3 separate regions of the Homo sapiens genome follow, and all the other regions are linked to region 1. The links are chromatin contacts, found by Hi-C or POLR2A ChIA-PET in ENCODE. All regions are on one chromosome and are shown on one strand. The core of a region is the stretch at or near the end of the contact, and the rest is flanking DNA. Distances in the headings are between cores, read along the strand shown.

The links. Hi-C counts contacts between places; a loop is a spot of excess contacts on that map. ChIA-PET counts read pairs that join two places held with the same protein, here RNA polymerase II (POLR2A). Pooled maps may share reads with other maps.
Region 2: a loop to region 1 is called in a map of GM12878, with 8 times the contacts of the local background. The contact joins the enhancer-like site here to the promoter of NCF2 in region 1. A Hi-C loop is called at or near these places in 2 of 168 maps with a recorded cell type or tissue (GM12878 and lower leg skin), 2 of 37 single-sample maps with no recorded cell type and 2 of 50 pooled maps.
Region 3: a pooled map shows a loop between it and region 1 (4-fold over the local background). The contact joins the enhancer-like site here to the promoter of NCF2 in region 1. A Hi-C loop is called at or near these places in 1 of 37 single-sample maps with no recorded cell type and 2 of 50 pooled maps. POLR2A ChIA-PET finds 5 or more read pairs at or near these places in 2 of 52 experiments (MCF 10A and OCI-LY7).

What each region holds. Positions count from the first base shown.
Region 1 is chr1:183,588,731-183,592,063 of GRCh38, forward strand. NCF2 (neutrophil cytosolic factor 2) reads right to left here and starts at 1,729. Exons shown (of 15, transcript NM_000433.4): 1 at 1,426-1,729. The coding sequence starts at 1,599. RefSeq lists enhancers at 1,749-2,008, 2,119-2,458.
Region 2 is chr1:181,127,825-181,131,157 of GRCh38, forward strand. No RefSeq gene overlaps it. Among named protein-coding and RNA genes, the nearest start is that of IER5, 41 kb to the left of the region's middle. RefSeq lists enhancers at 1,028-1,127, 2,438-2,517, 2,768-2,877. Within about 2 kb of position 1,472, at least 13 of the 41 ENCODE cell types and tissues checked have a DNase peak (open chromatin) inside an H3K27ac peak, as active enhancers do; they include GM12878, where a contact is called at or near this core.
Region 3 is chr1:181,151,546-181,154,878 of GRCh38, forward strand. No RefSeq gene overlaps it. Among named protein-coding and RNA genes, the nearest start is that of LINC01732, 21 kb to the right of the region's middle. RefSeq lists enhancers at 368-2,973, 1,411-1,620 and a silencer at 1,460-1,744. Within about 2 kb of position 1,511, at least 23 of the 41 ENCODE cell types and tissues checked have a DNase peak (open chromatin) inside an H3K27ac peak, as active enhancers do.

The DNA of each region.
Region 1 (3,333 bases), core at 479-2,978:
CAGGAAAACAAAGAAAGGCAGAAGGAATGAGAAGGCTAGAAGCAGAGGAATGCCAGGAGAAACAGAGACATGTGGGCCTGAAGGCCTGGGAGCTGAGAAGTGAGTGGTGGCCCACACAACCTTGCCAAGGATCCCATATCCAGGCCAAGGCAGGAGGCTACAGTCCCTGCTGGCATAGCTGTGCCCAGACTAGCTGCCAATCTCTTCTCCTGGACAATGTGCACTTTGTGTCCATCAGCCCTCAGAATGTGTGGTGCTGTTCACTCAGCCCCTCAGCAGGCCCCTGAGAGGAGGTGGGGCCATGTCCTTCCTCCAGCCAGAGGTGGGGGGTCCTGCCATGCTCTGCCTTAGAGCCTGAGATTGACTTGTCAAGCTATGTGAGAACATTTCAGTCACTTCTCTGTCTTCCTGTCAGGAGGGTGTGGCTGAGGCTTGTTTACCTACTGTTGGAGTGTGGAAGGGACTGATTCTTTAAGGGACCTGGGGAGTCAACCACTGCCACACCTTGCAAAGACTGGCAGTAATCGGTAAAAATAATAACTAACTCTTATACAGTGGTGTGAAGTTCCACGAGACATTAATAGTTTGGCATCTCACTTAATTTTCATGATATTTAGAAACTCAGGAAGCTGAAAGCCAGATGTCTACATAGGCTACATAGCTTGCTTAAGACTAAAAGTCCAGAGAGAGACAGAGGCTAGGATTCGATCCTAGATCTTCTCCTTCCAAACTCCATACCCTTTCCACCTTACCACAACCAATCAAAAAAATAATTATCGAGAATGCTTAACTCCATACTATGGTATTTGAGTGAGAAAACATAACGAAAAAGATGCGAGACATCCCACACCATGCCCCCAGCAGACATCACTAGTCAATCACAGTACAATTTCCTCTTGCCAGCCTCAGCATCTTTAAAAGAGTCTCCTTTATAATTGATCAGAATTGTCACTTGGGATAAAAGCTATTTTTTGTAAGTGCCTCCCTTAAATCTCTTGAGCAGGCAAAGTCGACACACATGAAAGTCTTGGAAAGCCAAAAGAGGTGCCTTAGAATCAATAATCAGGTGTAAAGCGCTGGGATAGATAGAGATTCTGTGCCCAGAAGGAGTTCTGTGTAGAAGAAAGTACGACTAGGACAGCCTTCACAAAGGTGTTAAAGACACTTGTAGAATGATTTTAATTTAGAAGATGGAGAAAGAGGCAACCCTGGCTGCCCCTCACCTGCTCTCCACCTGGAGAGCTTTTAAAACTGGCTGCCTGGGGCCCCTCCCAGACCAGTTAAATCAGGCTGTCTAGGGGTGGAGCTTGGGCAACTTTTGTTCTTTTCAATCTCCCCAGAGGTTAGGTTTCCGAAATGCAATGGGGTTGAGAATCATAATAACAAATGCACAGAGGAGGCCCGGAAAGAGGCACCTCCACTCACCTTCTCTGCTTCAGTCATGTTCTTCAGGATAGTGTACATGCAGCCAATGTTGAAGCAAATCCGGGAGTGGGGGTCCTGGACGGCACTGAAGGCATCCAGGGCTCCCTTCCAGTCCTTCTTGTCCGCTGCCAGCACCCCTTCATTCCAGAGGCTGATGGCCTCCACCAGGGACATGATTAGGTAGAAACTAGGAGGCCAAGAGAGCTGCCAGGAGACAGAGAGAAGACAGGTTGGAGCGTCTCCCCTAGCAGGGCTGCCTTAGTGGCCCCCAAGGTGTTCACTTTCTGGGCCAGATGAGTAGAATGGGGCCCAGCCTCCCTTAAGATAACTTCTCAGTGTTGCAAATGCATCAGGAAATGTCCCCACCTTTTGGCAACTGACTCATAACCCTACCATGAGAGAGAAAAGGAAAGAAGCAGAGAGAGAGAGGGCGAGTAGGGGTGGAGTGTGGAGGAGAGAGGAAGTACATCAGCTGCTGCCTGAAGGATCAGTTCCCCAAAATGCTTCTGCTCTGTCACCCAGCTCCTCTTCTCTCTCCCACCCCTGTTCTGTGGCAGCTTCTGGCCAAAGTTCTGCTTCTAGAGCCAGGGTAACCTTGGCAGGTAGAGGCACCTCCCTGGTGATAATGACAGGAGGCAGCCAAATGCCTAGGCAGATAGGGGCAGGTCCCTGGTGAAACCCCACCTTCAAGCCAAAAACAGCCTGAAGGCTGAAAGACTAGGCTACTGGTCCCAAATGAAACCCGTGACCTAGAGTGAGAACTTCTGTTCCTGTTTGTCTGCTCTTTCCCAATTAATTATTTCTGACTAATGCCTTTTAACCAATTGAATGTTGCCTTTTCCAGTACTACCTATGTCCTGCCCCTCCCCTATTCTGAGCCCATAAAAGCCCCAGACTCACCCGCACTGGGGGGACTTTCCTGCCTTTGGGTAGGGGAACCACCCCTGCATCCCCTCTCCACTGAAAGCTGTTTTCATCACTCAATAAAACTCCCCACCCAGGCCGAGTGGGCAGGCCATCTCCTGCAGCAGGTAGTGTGGCCCACTGAGGCCTGGGCAGGGTGTCACCAGCCAGAGGTTCCTGGCTTACAAAGTGATGGAGAAAAAATCCTGTGTCACTGGGCCTTGATTTCCACACCCTTGTTAAATGGGAGTGTCAGATGAGAGGATAATTCTTTCCAGTCTTGAATGAATTCCTTGCTCACTTTTTTGTAATCCCATAGGCTGTATTAATATGTTAGTGTTTATCTTGAGCTGAAATTATCATTAACAAATTTTTGAGACAGGATAATCTTTGGAGATCCATCTGATCTGGGCCTGAAATAACTTTTTTTTTTTTTTTTTTGAGACGGAGTTTCACTCTTGTTGCCCAGGCTGGAATGCAGTGACACGATCTCAGCTCATTGCAACCTCTGCCTCCTGGGTTCAAGCAATTCTCCTGCCTCAGCCTCCTGAGTAGCTGGGATTACAGAAGCCTGCCACCACGCCCTGCTAATTTTTGTATTTTTAGTAGAGATGGGGTTTCACCATGTTGGCCAGGCTGATGGTCTCGAACTCCTGACCTCAGGTGATTCGGCCTCCTCGGCCTCCCCTCAAAGTGCTGGGATTACAGGAGTGAGCCACCGTGCCCAGCCGAAATAACTTTTATGAACATTCATGAAGTTCAGAGGGGACCAATTTCCTGCAAATGTCAAAATTGGGAGCCACATGACAGTGAATTATGACTTCTCCCATCTTCCAGTGAAAAATTGAAGAGATGAAAGTCCTGCACTGATGACTAATGGATTTACTAGTCTCTGAAAAAACAGATTTAAGAGTTCTTTCCTTGCTTTTCCAGAAAAGTAAAAATCAGTAAAACCTCCCAGAGGAATAACTGGGGGTAAAGGGTATAGCCAATTTGGCTTGCTAA
Region 2 (3,333 bases), core at 222-2,721, 2.5 Mb before region 1:
GAACTTATGTGATTTGCCTGCCTTGGCCACCCAAAGTGCTGGGATTACAGGCATGAGCCACCGCGCCTGGCCTGCCTGTGGCTTTATTGAAGGCCTTAGTGGGGACATTGTTAGGTGCCTGCTTTTGCAACACCACCTTAGCAGGACTTACAGAATCTTAACTGGAAAAGAAACTTTAAACTGTATTAACTAGGCCGGGCACCGTGACTCATATCTGTAATCCCAGCATTTTGAGAGGCCAAGGTGGTGGTTGTGGTGGGGCTGGGGGGGTCATTTGAGCTCAGCCTGGGCAACACAGTAAGATCCTGTCTCACTATGGGCAGGGTGGTGCGTGCCTATAGACCTAATCACTTGTGGGGCTGAGGTGGGAGGATCGCTTGAACCCTGGAATAAACTGTGTTAACTGACTTTCCAGCTATGATGCCTGGGGAAGTCATTTAACCTCTCTTAGCCTCAGTTTTCTTGTCTGTACAATAGGGATCAAAATGTTTACCCTGCAGAACTCTTGAAGGATTAGGGATGTTATAGGAAATGACTTAGCATAATGCCTGGCCCAGCTAACCACTGAATGAATGGTAGCTGTTAACATTAACCAATGCGTCATTAAATCTTCTTTTTTGTGAGGGGACTGGGGGATTGTTGGCTCCCCTGTGGTCTGCTCACCCATTGCTGAGGCCCCCTCCTTGGCACAGCCTGTTCCATAGAAAGAGCAGACTGCCAGCCACTCCTCTCCTTCTTCCTGAGGAAGCCCAGTGTCCCCACGGGCCATCGGACCCTTGCCCCTGGCGCTTGAGGCTTGGACACATGGTGACACCCTCTGCTTTTCAGCTGGCAAGCGTGCTCCCTCTCCAGGCTGGCCCCAGGGCAGGCCGGGCAGGGGGAGCTGGCCTCGTACTGGGGATGCTGGTCCTCTGCCCTGCTCCTCTGCCAGCTGGGCGGCTGGGCCCGGCAGCAGCTTGGACTAGCTTGAAGGCCCAGCAGGGGCCTCTGTGGGCGGCAGCCTCCCTGAGCCCCTCTTTTAGCACCGGGCCATCTGGTGCCTCTGTCCCCTTTTGTGTGCCTGCGGGGAGAGGAGGGGAAGTGAAGGGGGAGGAGACAGGAGATCTCTCTGGCCAGCTTTCTTCTGAATTGAGGAGAAGGAGGAGTTTGAGACAGAGGGGAGCAGGGCCTGGGAAAGAGGTGGAGGGGACTCTAGGCTTGGGACTTAGGAGGAAAGGAGGAGGGAGACATGAGAGATGGGGGGGAGAAAGAAAGCCCAGAAGGAACGGACGCTCTAGGATCCTGGGTACGAGAGCTCAAAGGGAGAAGAGAGCAGAGAGAGCAAGCCAGAACCAGAATGCTGTGTGGAGAGGAAAGGGAGTGCTGCAGAAGAGGGAAGAAAAGCACTCAGGAAAGAACGATGTCCAGGAGTTGAAAGGGGTGCAAGACTCTCTCCAAGTACAATGTGTTAAGTTGGTGCCTTATTTCTGTTCTTGGAAAGAGGAAGTGAGAGTGTGTGGGTCGGATGCCCTTCCCTGGTCAGGCTGAGGGTCAAAGGGAGGGGCGGCTGAGACCTGCAGCGTGAATTTCCGCAGAGCAGCCTGGGGCCCAGCCTGGCCCTGCCCAGTGGCCATGCAGGTTGGTTCCCAGTCATGGCAGGCACCAACTGCGGACTCCCTAGGGGTGGGAAGAAAACGTCTCCTACTAATACCCCTTTGATGGGGTTCACCTGGGGAGTAAAAATGCATTACTGAGGGCATTAGAGGCATGACTTTAAAGAATGTCACGTTTGGGATTTTACAGGCTTTGAAGCACCTGTCCCCTGCCGGATGGCAGAACATCCCGTGTCTTCCATCAGGTCCCAATGGCGTGGCATGAATGATGCAGACACAGGAATAACAATAAAAGCATGTGGCTTTGTGCTTCTCTGGTGCCATGTTCATTTGGGCTCACGGTCTGCATTTGGTGTAGTCACAGAGGACACAGAGAATGGGCTATTTTCTCTGCTGAGGACAATACAGACTGGACTTGGGTTGAATGCCTGCCTTTCCCTGGCTCTGTTCCTGGAGCCCGCTCAGAGTTGAGCTCCTCTCCCTGCTGAGTTCTTCCAGGCAGTGGCCCCCTCCCTCTACACTCTGGCCCTGAGGTGTGGTTAGCCCAAAATCTGCCAAGTCATCTGCATAAGGCCTTATCAGGGTCTGTCTTCCAGTCCCATCTGGAAAGTACTGTCCTTGAAGTGGGAAATCTTTGCAAATGAACGCACGACTGAGGCACTGGGAGAGCACACTAGGCATGAGAAAGTTGAGTGTGACTGATTTAGTGCATGTAGGTCCATTTAACATCAACCAAGTGTCAAGATTTTTTTCTTCCACCATTAAGTTCACTTGAAGATCACAGGCTGGCAGCTCTAGGAAGCACTTTGCAGCTCCAGTGCTGGTGTGGGGGTGCTCCATCCTGCCTCAAAATGTCCCTGCAGTGGTTCAGCCCTGCTGGGCTCTGGAGGAGAATGTGCCTTAGACATGCTCCCCGAGGAGCCATGGGGAGCAGGGCAGGCCACGGGGGAAGCAATTGCTGCCAGCGGGGCACGCTCACCTTGAGGAAGGGCAGGCTGCGGCTCAGAAGATCCCTGAGCAAGGTCACCAGATGTGGCCAGCGGACAGCTGACAGCAAGCAGAGATCTTGGGAGATGTCTGTTCGTGTGCATCTGCAGACAGGCTCACAGCTGAGCCACCTGAAGAAGGGCTAGAGATGACTTGCAGCAACTGCTGTGTATCGAGCACTTACGACGTGCAGGGCTTTGCACGGCAGGTGGTCCCAATCAGTCCTTGCAGCACCCTTGAGAAGGATGAAGAAGCCGTGGCCCAGAGAGGCTAAGGGACTTGCCCACCATCACACAGCCAATAAGGGGCGAAACTGCTCTCCAAACTGTGGCCAGGGGTCAACAAAGGCTGGGCCTGAAGGAGTGCAGTGGAGGAGGGGCACAGCTGGTGGGGGTGTCAGGGAGGGTTGCATGGAGGAGGCCTTGAAGAATGAGCAGGACATTGACTCTTGGAAGGGTGATATTTCTTCCAAATGGAGAAAATAGCAGGCACCAAAGCACAGGGCCTATTTTGGGATCTGAGAAAAGGGCAGATTGTGGAGTGCTGTTTGGAAGAGTCAGGCCAGGGAGGCATGTTGTCCATTTGTGGAGTCTTTTTTTTTTTTCCATTCTCCATTTATTCATTTATTTATTTATTTATTTATTTATTTATTTATTTATTTATTTATTTGAGATGAGGTCTCACTATGTTGCCCAGGCTGGCCTTGAACTCCTGGGATGCGGTGATCCTCCCACCTCAGTCTTGCTAGTAGCAG
Region 3 (3,333 bases), core at 261-2,760, 2.4 Mb before region 1:
GACATTGACATGTGAGACCCTTTCTCTCAGACTCTATCCTGATTGCATCAGAATTCTACAAGGCCTGGCATCCACTTATCAAGGGTATTAATTTCCTCCACGAGGCTGCTTTGACCTCCAGAACCCAGCGGGCGTGCTCTTCTGAACTCTCCACCTTATCACCTCCATGGATCATATCTTGCTTTGCTGAGTGTGCTTTCTATTCCTGTATCTGCATTTTACTTCCTCGATTAGGGTGTAATCTCTTTCCAAGCAGAAGCTTTCATCTTTTTAAAATGTTCCATTTTTGCATTTTAGCGCCGTGCCTTTTTGCACATAGCGCTTGCTCAAAAAATAGGGATCGGTTGATATTTTATCTACTTTTGTGTCCTAAAAATTGCCCCAGAGTCATGAGCTGAACTTAGCTTACATGAGGTCGTTACTACAAAGTCACAACATGTTTATTCATTTATCTGTTTATGTGGTAGCCCTACCATGACTCACACATCCAAATGAGGATTGCAGCCGTATAAGGGGCACTGTGAAGGCTGACTGTGATTCTGGGAGCCTGTCACCTCGCAAAACATTTTTGGAACTCCTGCTTTGAATCAGTGCCAGAGTTGCAGTGGTGAATCTTCACACCTCCTGGGAGGAGTTATTTTTGGAAACAGTGAAAATCTGTCTGGTCACATTTGGTAGGTGTGGTCATTCAGGGCCTGAGTGTGAGGAGGGATGCTCAGTGGAGTGATAATTAGTTAATATTTAATTGGCCATTTCCAATGTGTCAGCCAGTTTACATCCACTGTCTTATTTTAATCTTAATGTGACCTCTATGAAGTAGGTGGTCTTGTTATCACCATTTTATAGAAAAGGGACCCTGAGGCACAGAGAGTATAAACCACACTCTGTACAGGGACTCCATGGCTTTTTACCCATTATTAAGCTAGTGTAGCAGGCACAGGGGACATACCCAAGTAACCCTTATGTACCCTAGCAGAGATGAGGGACCTGGACACCTTTTTTAAAAACAATAAGGCCAAGGACAGCCACATTTGGATTAGTGGGAGCAGGGGGAGAGTATGGGGAATGCGGGAACCCGGGAGGAGCTAAGAAAACTGGTCAGATCCTGCATCATAGGTGAGTACAGGCACCCCAGGGGGCCCAATGGGAGAGACCAGAGAAGGGAGGAGAGCACTGGGGCTTGTTTGGGAACCTCTGAGTGGGTAAAGATGGTCACTAAAATCTCCAACCAAAGGAATTCTTTTTATGCCTCTCTTTTTTGCTTTCTTAAAATTGTATTCATACTTGCTGATTATAAAAGGAGTTCAAGTTCATCGTAGAAAACTTAGAAAATATAGAGAAGTGATAAAGAAAATAAAAGTCATCTGTAAATGTCCCTCTCCTCCCCCAGGCCTCAGGCTTTGCTAAGACAAGGCCGCTGAGCAGATCAGCACACATCGGGTTATTTATAAAGCTCCCGCCTTCCTCTCCACCCACTCCCCTCTCTCTTGGCTACGGAGAAGCCTTCGGCCAGGACATTCCCTTGCAGCCTACTCAAGCTGCTATATAAAGCCCTGCACTTCTCGGGGCTGGATCAGAACGTTCCTTATCTCTCTGCAGCAGGACGCTGATAATCTGCCCAGCTGGCAGGCGCTCTGAGGTCGGCTTGGGCTGCTGCTCTCAGGGCCTACAGCCCCCGTGTGGTCGTCTTCTCTGGTTCCCACTGAAACTTGGCCAACAACACTAACTGAAACCTCAAATATAGGAAGTTGTTGGCTTGTTTCATTAGAGGGCAGTTGCCAGACAGCTGAGATGAACTTAATGGGCTTGGCATGGGTGACTGGTGTGTCCAGCACATTCAGGCTTAGTGGTCAATACTGATGGCCCATCGTAACGTCCCCTTCGGAAGCAGCTGTGCCAGCTCCCTCCTTCCCCAGCCCCCACCCCTGTTCCATCCCCTCTCTGCATTAGTGCTTGGCTCAGAGTCTTCTTCATCCATATGGCTTCTACAGGCAAAGGCCTTCTGTGGCCAGGTGGCCTGCTGCATTGCAGTGCCACAATTCCAGGCTGGACTTCTACCTAATTGAGAGTGGACCACAGCAGACGTACTTGCTCTGCCTAGAAAATAAGTTTTGTCATGAGAGGCAGAACCATCTTATTGCTGTAAGTCAGGGCAGAGGAGTGTGCAAAAGAGGCAAGGTATTATCCTGAAAAAATACACAGGTTTTAAATCGGAGCTGGTGTGACATCCTAGCTTCTCCACTTAGAAAGAAGTGTGATCCTAAGTAAGTTATGTAACCCCTTCGAAGCCTGGTTTTCTCATCTTTAAAATGTAGAGTGATATTTCCATCTTAGAACTGTTGTAAAATGTAAATAAGATGACATATGTAAAGCACTGAAAACATACATCAGATGGCATTATGGTAGCTATTTTTTTGTTTTGTTTTGTTTTGTTTTTGAGATGGAGTCTCACTCTGTTGCCCGGGCTGGAGTACAGTGGCACAATCTCGGCTCACTGCAACCTCTGCCTCCTGGGTTCAAGCAATTCTCCTGCCTCTACCTCTCAAGTAGATGGGATTACAGGCACCGACTACCACCCCCAGCTGATTTTTGTAGTTTTAGTAGAGACGGGATTTCACCATGTTGGCCAGGCTGGCCTCGAACTCCTGACCTCAGGTGATCTACCTGCCTCGGCCTCCCAAAATGCTAGGATTACAGGCATGCTAGGATTACAGGTGTGAGCCACCGTGCCCAGCCTTATGGTAGCTATTATAATTATTGTTAATAATATTATTATTTATGAACATTTGAATGAGAAAGAGTTGGTGGTTTCTTTTTTTCCTCTTAGATTCAAGATCCAATAGGGAAACTTTTGACCTTGGTTGTTAAGAAACCCATCTAGGCAGGTAGGTGTGTGTTTCCATTGATATTTAAATGAGTTTTTCAAGTGTTGAGAGAATTTTTTCAAAGCAACTTCTGGGCCCTGAGAAGGTTCTGGTTCACCTTCATATTGGCCTCATAAGAATCAGGTCAACCTCATATGAAAAGGCAAGTCGTTGTACCTACTTCTTGGTCAAAATTTAGTAGCAAAATATTCCTGCTGTAAGCCACAAGACATTTTCAAGATGGAATGATTATCTGTAAAACAGCAATAATGAAAACATCACTTACCAGAACTTAGGAGGTACAGTTAAAGCAGTGTCCAGAGGAAAATGCGTAGTGTGATGGATCATTTTGTGTGTCAACTTGACTGGGACACAGGGTGCCCAGATATTTTGTCAAACATTATTCTGGGTGTGTCTGTGAGGGTGTTTCTTTTTTAAAATTATTATTATTATTTTTTTGAGACAAGGT